2 separate regions of the Homo sapiens genome follow, and region 2 is linked to region 1. The links are chromatin contacts, found by POLR2A ChIA-PET in ENCODE. All regions are on one chromosome and are shown on one strand. Each heading gives the region's core, a stretch centred on a gene start or an enhancer-like site at or near the end of the contact. The rest is flanking DNA. Distances are from core to core; before and after follow the strand shown.

What was found. ChIA-PET counts read pairs that join two places held with the same protein, here RNA polymerase II (POLR2A).
Region 2: POLR2A ChIA-PET joins it to region 1 with 11 read pairs in activated B cell. The contact joins the promoter of STXBP5 here to the promoter of TRMT11 in region 1. POLR2A ChIA-PET finds 5 or more read pairs at or near these places in 2 of 52 experiments (HEK293 and activated B cell).

What each region holds. Positions count from the first base shown.
Region 1 is chr6:125,983,961-125,988,320 of GRCh38, forward strand. It overlaps TRMT11 (tRNA methyltransferase 11), which reads left to right and starts at 2,580. Exons shown (of 13, transcript NM_001031712.3): 1 at 2,580-2,662. The coding sequence starts at 2,591. RefSeq lists enhancers at 1,803-2,633, 2,611-3,100, 2,634-3,463.
Region 2 is chr6:147,202,471-147,206,960 of GRCh38, forward strand. It overlaps STXBP5 (syntaxin binding protein 5), which reads left to right and starts at 1,947. Exons shown (of 28, transcript NM_001127715.4): 1 at 1,947-2,212; 2 at 3,501-3,598. The coding sequence starts at 2,063. It overlaps STXBP5-AS1 (STXBP5 antisense RNA 1), which reads right to left and starts at 2,144. Exons shown (of 11, transcript NR_034115.1): 1 at 1,943-2,144. LOC124901422 (a long non-coding RNA gene) reads right to left here and starts at 1,101. Exons shown (of 2, transcript XR_007059803.1): 1 at 346-1,101. RefSeq lists silencers at 1,130-1,549, 1,580-1,629, 1,650-1,729, 1,900-2,089.

The sequences.
Region 1 (4,360 bases), core at 1,330-3,829:
AGTAAAGTTTGTGCAATTCTTATATAACTTATTCCAATAAAATTTTATTCTCAAAACTATTCAGAAGCCTCTTTTTACTAATTGCAAAAATCATAGTCTTAATACATATGAAGATAACTTTTCTCCCTCTTATTGGTGTACAAATCCCTATGGTTCTCTGTGATACCTAGACCCTTTTCAAGTGTTAGATGTTCAGCCTGAGATAGATGCATGGGCAGTTTTGATATTACATGTGACCTCTGCTGCTGGGACCTGTTAACTTTCTATTCATTTCTCTGAGTGTGTCCTACTAGCCTCAATACTTAAGTGGCATATTAAAACCAAAACTCAAAATTCCCCTTTCCAATTTCTGATCCTTACTTCCCAGGAATGTCCTCTGATTTTTTAGTAACAGGCGGCCTATACCAGAGGCTTTAACGTTTGCACAACAGCTGTCTCACAGAAGGAGACAGGTTCTAAGAGGTCTGCCCTAGAAGATGGAACATGGATGGAACTTTGGATCAGTTCCCAGAAGCCAGACTATGAACCTCCTTGCTCCTTACAGTACAAAAAAAAAAAAAAAAAAAAAAAAAGCAAGTCTCTGGATGCAGTTTGATCACCAAATTCCAAAGTCCTTATTCTCCTGCTGCTTCTTAACCACTCTTGTAAGCTCAAGAACTTTGAACAGGTCTGGCTGTGAGTCCCTCAAAGGCAGTTTCACTGATGTCACAGTAGTTCCACACTAACTCTAGTGGCCTGTGCAAGGTTAATCTCTACTTCTCCAGACCAGGTATCCAACAATTTAGATTCATGATGTAAATACTCTCCTGCTGGTTTCTGAGGTGGAGATTTAGTATAGATTTAGTCCTGAACTGTAGCACAAAGGAGCTGGGTGAAAAATCAGTGACACCTGATTCCATTTGGGTTCTCCAGGCCTTGTAGTCTCATTTGTCTCTATATAGCATCATATTAATCCAGGCATGAAAATCAGCAATTCTTTGATATTCTCTATAAAGTTGCCCCATCAAAATTCCATATTAATTTTGCTGAAGATTTGACAAGTTCTGGGGATGGGGCATATCAAGTACTGCACATCATTTCCCCAACATCTCATTGGTTTTCTGTCCCAACCTTGGCCTCTCTTCTCAAATAGTAAACAACTTTTCTTGTCTCAAAGTACTTTTACCCCCTTTTCTGAAGTTTTGGGGTCAAGAGACAGCTATGCTTCTCAGAGTCACTTAGCACAAGTGAACTTGAGACATATTCCTAACAAAAACAGATCTCTTGCTAACAAAAATTCTCATGTGATTTTCTTAAGAAAAATGTCAAGTGCCACTTATTGGCCCCATTCAATATGCCAGATGTTATATTCAACACTTTATGAACATTATTCCACTTAATCCTTGTAACAATCCTTTGCAGGAGGCAGTGTGTTTTTCCATTTTTAAAAGAAAACTCAAGCTCGGAGAGGTTAAGAGCATATACATGGTAAATGGTGGAAGTGAGGTTTGAATCTAATATTGACACCACAGCCTATGTTCTTAATCACTACCACTGCGCATCAACTACGTTTCTGGCACATGCCGCTGGGGATATGCCAGATACATACTCTTTTGCACCTTGTACAATACCACAGAGAAATGCAAAATAAATAATTTTTAATAGGGCAAAGGGCTCGGTACTCTCAAAAGCAGAAATAGCCCAGAGGGAGGGCTTGAGCCCGTAATTCTAGCACTTTGGGAGACTAGGGTAGGAGTATCCCCTGAGACCAGGAGTTCAAGGTTACAGTGAGCTATGATTGCGCCACTGCACTCACCTGGGTGACAGAGCAAGATTGTCTTAAAAAAAAAAAGTCACATATATACATAGAATATGCAATTAAAATATATTTCATAAACTATCTGCTATGAAATCTGTGCCAGTGTGAGCTTTCTCCAAGTTTTAATTTATGGCTGGCTGTGGATTTAGTCCTGAGTCTAACAAATAACACAACCTAATAATTATTGCCTACTTTGAGGAAGATATTCTTTTGGTTTTTGTTAAGAATAGAGTGAACCATAAAAGATTATATCAGACCTCAAGAGTTTATTATAATTGGGTTATAAGGCATGTGCTCTCGAAAAGTTGTTACATAAATACGAAAAATATACTGTTAAATGACTGGCCCAACTAAATCAGTTCCCAAAGCTGTGCTGGTTAGACAAACCTACAAGGAAATGGTGAAATTTCCAAGGAAATGGTGAAATTTCAGTCCAATTTTGAAGAACAGGTTTTGAAGGGCTGTAGAGAAAGCTGGAAGCACACTCCAAGTGGAACGATAACTTGGAAATATACTGTCTTATTATCACAGGCTGCTCCTGAAAGCCACGCGTCCCCGCTCACCAGCTACCAGCGCTGGGAGACCCCTAACCACCAGGCATTCACAGGTGAGGAAGCCCCTCCCACAGCGGCCGGAGTTTCGGACTCGGAGCGCGAGAAACGTCGGGATAGCGCCTGCCTCGCAGAGCTTCCGCTTCCGGCCCTTCAGGCTCTGTCTCTGTGGAGACTGGGCTTTGGGAGGGAGAAAGAGGGACCTAGCGCGGGCCGCGCAGGCGCACGGTGGGCAGCTGCAATGGCGCTGTCGTGTACCCTTAACAGGTATCTGCTCCTCATGGCGCAGGAGCATCTGGAGTTCCGCCTGCCGGTGAGTCCGTAGCGCCCTCCGGAACTTCCGACGGAAGAGGACGCTGGAGTGGAGTGGAGTGGGTGGAGGTGATCTGCATAGCCCGAGGAAGCTGGGATTCGGGGGTCTTCGCTGGTCTGCGCGGGTCACGCGTCCCCAGTCCTCGGGCGGGGTGAGCTTGGCGGAGGGTGTGTGTGAGAGAAGTCCGAGACCAAACCCCTCGGCCTGCTTAAACTTTTCATTCTTTTGCCCGTGTATCAAGTACCGGAGTTAGGCAGGTGAATATGACCGGTCATCTCACTCCCGGAGCTCTTCGTCTAGCGGAGAATAGAGACAGCTAACAAATGCTCAGGCTGGTGTTTGAAGTATTGGAATCTGCGGATCAAGCTCAGTGGAGGGGATGGTGGTGGGGATTAGATGATGGAGAAGTTGAGAAGAGTGTTTTATTTATTCAAGAAACGTTTTCAGAATGCATGTAGTCGAAGATCGGTACGCTGGGCATGTAACGATGATGTAAGCAATCTCTGCCCTCTAGGAGCTTACTGTTTAGAGTAAGGGCTGAGCAGACACATAGGCGTAGAATGACAAAAGAGCGTCGGTAAGTGCAGTGATAGATGCACATGGAAATATGAGAGCACGTGGAAGGGAAATCTAATCTACCTGAGGGGTTGGGGATGTTGGCCTTTAAGAGGGCTTCCAGAGGAGATGACACTTGAAATAAAGGATGAATAGGAGTTAGAGGGCCAAGGAGATAAATCAGTAAATTAGAATTACAAGGTGTTCATTATTACTGGATCACTAGTTATGTGGCAGAGTGGTAAGAAGAGAGCAAGGGAAGTAGATCGAGGCCAGAAAATGAAAACCTTGAGTACCCTGGAGCTTGGAAGGGGGATTTATTGAAAAGCCTTAAGTAAAAAAGTGACCACAAAATTAAATCAGTTTGACAACACTATGGAGGATGGATTTGAAAAGAATAAGACTTGAGCCAGAGACTAGGAGTCTGTGGGAATAGTCTTGTTAATAGATTAAGAAGGTCTGACCTAGGGCAAGGAGTAAGAGGATGGGATAGACTGGGAAAATATTTAGGCCATACAGTCATTAAGGCTGGATTGATTGAATATGTGGGAAAGGGGCACCAGTCAGGTATGACTCCTGGGGTGTATATAGGTAGGAGTGTCTCCATTTAAAATAGAGAACATAGGCAGATGTAAGATTTAAATTTTGTTTACACTGAATTTGATGTGGTTGTGTAACATCAACCTGAGATGACCAAGAGGCGGTGGATATATGAATATGCATAGAGTATGGCAGAGTGATCTGGACTAGTGATAAATATTTGGGAGTCTTCTTCATATGAAAACTAGGAGCGGGGAAGAAATTACTCAAAGGATAAGGTCAAAAGAGTAGCGGGCCAAGTATAGATGCTTGGAAGCATTGATATTAAGGGAAAGTCGGAGGAGGCCATGAAGAAGATGGGCAAGTGCCAGAAGGATGTGAGACCGCAGAAATCAGAAGGGTAAAGTTTTAGGAAGCAGGGACAAATGGATAAATGTCGAATGCAGTTGCTTTTTAGTGAGAAAAGAATGAAAAAGTGTCATTGATAGTCTCAATTAGAAGATAATTAATTGGTGATTTTTGCTAAAGCGAATATGTTGAGTTTTAGTAGGAGAAGCCAGGTGGCTTGGTTTAGTAATCACTGGAAAGTGAGGAAGGGGAGAT
Region 2 (4,490 bases), core at 697-3,196, about 21 Mb after region 1:
GGATGCGGAAGCTGCAGAGTGGACTACATTTCCCGAAATCCCTGGGCCCAGTCGTAGTTGGTTCGCTGACTGCTTTTGAATGCTGGTTAACTCAACCAATAGGGTGACGAGAATTTCCCTAAAGGAGAGGGAGCCGACCTCACAAAGAAGAGGGCGGGTGCTTCTGACAGGTTTGGAACTTAAAAAAACCCTTTGTGGCGGTTCCGTGGCTTTTCCGCAGACCAGAGCGCGCGAGGAGTCATTCGCTAGGAACCTGTCCCCCTCTCCCCGAATTAGGATTAGTCTTCCTGCACTTCCTTCCTTCCTTACGTCTTTCCTATTTCCACATCCTTCCTAATCAAGTACCTGTGCTTCCGTCCACCTGTCCTGTTGAACGCACTCTCCGGGGGGTTTCCCCGGCACAATCTCTTGTCTGTCTTTTCCAACTTGAGCCAGGCATTTGTCTCCAAGCATTCACGCGAGATGGGCAGTGCGGCCTCGGAAAGATCTGAGCAAAAACTTCATCCTATCCCCCTTTCCCCGTTCTAGAGTGAAGCTCCCAGGGCATTACTGAGTGGCTCATCAGCGTCAGGGCAGATTGAAGGTTCTGAAAAATAGTGGCAGCGCGGCGTTTCCTGCCACCCGCGCTCCTCCCCGGCGAGGGGCTGGGTGCGGGGTAGTGTCATCGGCCCGGGCTGACACCGGCCCTGGAACCGTTCCCCGCTGGCAGCCTCTTCCATCCCAGCAGCTAACTGCTAAGACCAGACACGTTCCACCAACAGTAACAGCTGTAGGAAAGAACCCGTTTTTTCCCGTCTAGGTTTCTCTCCTTTTCCTAGTACCTAAGTCCATCATCCTCCTGCCACTGACATATCGTTGTCTAGACGCTCTTTTTCAAAACTCAAATCCAATCAAACAAAAACAACGCCCGTCAATAAAGCAAGAAAAATAATACTGCAGCCAGCGGCCAGGAGCGTGCACCCCATTAACGGCGAGAAAGCATCAACCCCTGCTGTAATGACTGAATTGGAAAGAAAGGTTTCCTGCTGCTTGTTAGTCGTCAACATTTTTACTATGCCAGCTGCAAGAGAAGCAGCTGCATACTCTGGCAACTCGACTGGGGTGGGAGAAATTTAGCCAGCGTCTGGGATTTTCGCAGAAGATAATTTAAGCCCCAGCTTCGCTCGGGCTGGGGGGCTGGGGGCCTGCTGGGCCAGGGTGGGGGAACCGGGCTGCGGCGCGCATGCGCAGGTACCGCAGCCCGGCTCCTGGGAGGCCCTGCTGCCGCCACCGCCGCGGCCCGCGCTGTAACCGCGGCTGCCGCTGCTGCTCCGGGCGGGCGTTGGTGCCGTGTGCCGAGGCGCCCTGTCAGGCGATGGGGAGCGGCTGGGCGGGGAGAGCCGACGGCCGCGGCGGCGCCTGAGGAACGCAGCCGGGCTCGGGAGCGGCGAGGGCGGGCCGGTCCAGCGGCGGAGGAGCGAGGCGGGGCGAGGCAGGCGGCGCGGGGACCCACACCAGGCGCCTTGTGTGCGAGGCCGAGCGGCGGCCGCGGACAGAGAGCCGGCGACCCCCGGCAGGAGGAGAAGGAGCCGGAGGACGCGCCGAGGGACTGCGGGGCCGGGGCGGGCGAGCAGCGGCGCGGCCGCGGGCCATGGACGCAGCGGCGACGGTGGCGGCGCCGGGGGCGAGCCGGGGCGGCGGCGCGGCGCAGAGTCCGCCCGCGGCCAGGTGAGGCTGGGCTGAGCGGGCTCGGGCGCCGCCGCCACTGCTGCTGCTGCTGCTGCCGGGCCGCGGAGCGAGGCGGCGGCGGCGGCGGCTGAATCGGCACCACAGCAGCCGCGCCAAGCAGCGGCGGCCTCGGAGGAAGAGGGGTCGCCGCCCAGGTTTCTTGCGGCCGCCGCTCTTGTCGTCGCAGTATTTCCTGTTCGGATTATCTTTTGCTTCCCCCCAGCTGCCTCCTTACCCTCACACTCCCACTCCTCCGTTTCCGCGGTCGAAGCTGCCTTCGGCCCCGGGTGGTCTCCCCCGCCCGGGGACCCCCTGTGCCTCCCCTCCCGGGCTGCGGGGGAGCCCCTCCGAGACCATGAGGAAATTCAACATCAGGAAGGTGCTGGACGGCCTGACCGCCGGCTCGTCCTCGGCGTCGCAGCAGCAACAGCAGCAGCATCCGCCTGGGAACCGGGAGCCGGAGATCCAGGAAACGCTCCAGTCCGAGCACTTTCAGCTCTGCAAGGTGAACGGAGCGCGCAGCCCCGCGACACCGTCATTGAAAAATTGGGGTTGTTTTAAGGGGGCTACTCGGGCTTTACATGGGAATGCAAGGGAAGAGAACGCCAATAATAATAATAATAACTCTAATAAAAGGCTCGCTCCTCCCTTGGCAAACGTTTCTTCGGTGGGTTGTTTTGGAGATTGATACCTTACTCCTTTTCATTGATTTTTCTCTCTCCCCTTTGCACATGCAGCAATCAGTTCAAGGTTGCTTCAAACTATTATCCGACCTTTAATCGTATTCTGACACTGCCAGTAATAACCTGGAAGCTTTTATATTCAAGCGTTTTAATATGATTCACCAACTTCGAAGTTTCCTTTGGAAACGGTGTCTAATGAATGTTGTTTATCAAAAAGCCAAACCTGTTCTACCACACCTTTGCTCATCACTTTTCCCTTAAAATGTGGTGTAAGTGGCTTACGATATGAAATCACAGGGTTCTTTTTATCATTATGTTTGTTAAAAAGTACTGAGATTTTTGCCTGTTAATGGCACGATAATTGCCATAGCGTTCTGTAATTCAGAAAGAATGATGCAGCGAATTAAGTCACCAGCTGCTTAATGAGAAACACAAACTTGCCTCGGTTTTAATACCTGCCTTTCTCATAAATAGCCATGTATTTGTATGTCAGAGTTAATTAAAAGTGTGCATATATATATATATATATATATATATAGGTCTAATGCCCTAAAATGATTATGGCCTTAATAGTAAATTGCAAAAATGTATGTTGTACTCATCTTCATTCTGTTACAAGTGTAAAATGTTGGGATAGAGGTTTGATTATTGCTCTACTGAATGCTTGACTAAAGTAATTATATGACAGCTTTTCCTTAGAAGTACTTGCGTTAGCATCCAAATAAAGTAATGATGAAATGAATACTGCCAAAATAAAGTATGAATTGCATTTAATGGGTTTACAGAATTTTGGACCATTGCAAACTTTAGTCATCTGGTGTCGGATGTAGTAGTATAGAATATTAATAAAAGATTTTCTTCTATGGAATACCAGTATTATGGAAAAGCGAAATTAAAGTATATCACTGGACTAGATTTTTGTTTGTTTCAGGTTCTATGTGAATAACTTTGTTAATGTAGGTTTCACTTATTTTTTCAAAAGCAGTAAGTGCATGTGTATGTGTTTTGCATCAGTGGTAGTGGTTCTAAATTCTAACGCCTCTATTGACTTTCTATTTTAAAATTTCGCTTGCTGCCTTGGTTGCTGTGATGTCACTTGCCCATCCCTAGACTGTTCGCCATGGATTTCCCTATCAACCCTCAGCCCTGGCCTTTGATCCTGTACAGAAGATCCTGGCAGTGGGAACTCAGACTGGTGCTTTAAGGCTGTATCCTTTCTTTAATTTTATTTTTTAACTTCTACTTTGTTCTCCCCAGTCCTTCTGTGTTGCTGATTAGTTCCAAAGAAAGTTTTTATTTTCCTGTTGGTGTGATTAGATATATACTATGAGAAATCATGTGTTGGCTTTTCCCTTGATTATAATTCAGCTTATATACTGCTGTGATGTTTCTCAGCTCCTAGTTTATAGTAGCTAAACATATATCCAAATAGAGGTCTAAAGTTTTTTTATGATAACTATTTTATTTGTAAGGAGATAGAAGTTTCTAAGGAAAAATATATCTGCTTCTATACTATTGGTGTGATGAATGAGGTATGTTAAGGATGAGGTTTAAAGACAATTACTTTTAAAAATATTATGCATGGTAGATATTGAACTTATGACCTATTCTAATAAATTAGAGATTGGATTTCAATCTGAATTTGGTTGTTTTTGGCATGTCCGTGTAGAAAAACAATTAGCAGAAGTGTAGCAAATTAATTTTCTATGAATAGTTATAAATGGTTAATATTTCTACCAGTTTTTAGAGCGTTTTCTTGAAAAATGCATGGGGATAAATTTTTTCTCTTGATATACTTTTTCTCTCATAGTCTACATTTGTTATGTATTTGTAAAAACTGTTAGGTTACTATACATTAAACTAGTAGTATAGAATTACTTTTCCTGGTTGTGTATGAACTATATTAGTTTTATCAAGCATTTTTTTAAATACTTCAAAAGATTTTTTTCAAGATAATTTTTTAGTGAGAACAGTACAGACGACTCACTTTCTATTTTTATGTTGAAATGTGTTTTCTTTTACTGTGACTTTGAAACATACTTAACCTAAATATATTCTTAAACTTAAGATTTGGATTCATCTATCTGTGGGATATCTACC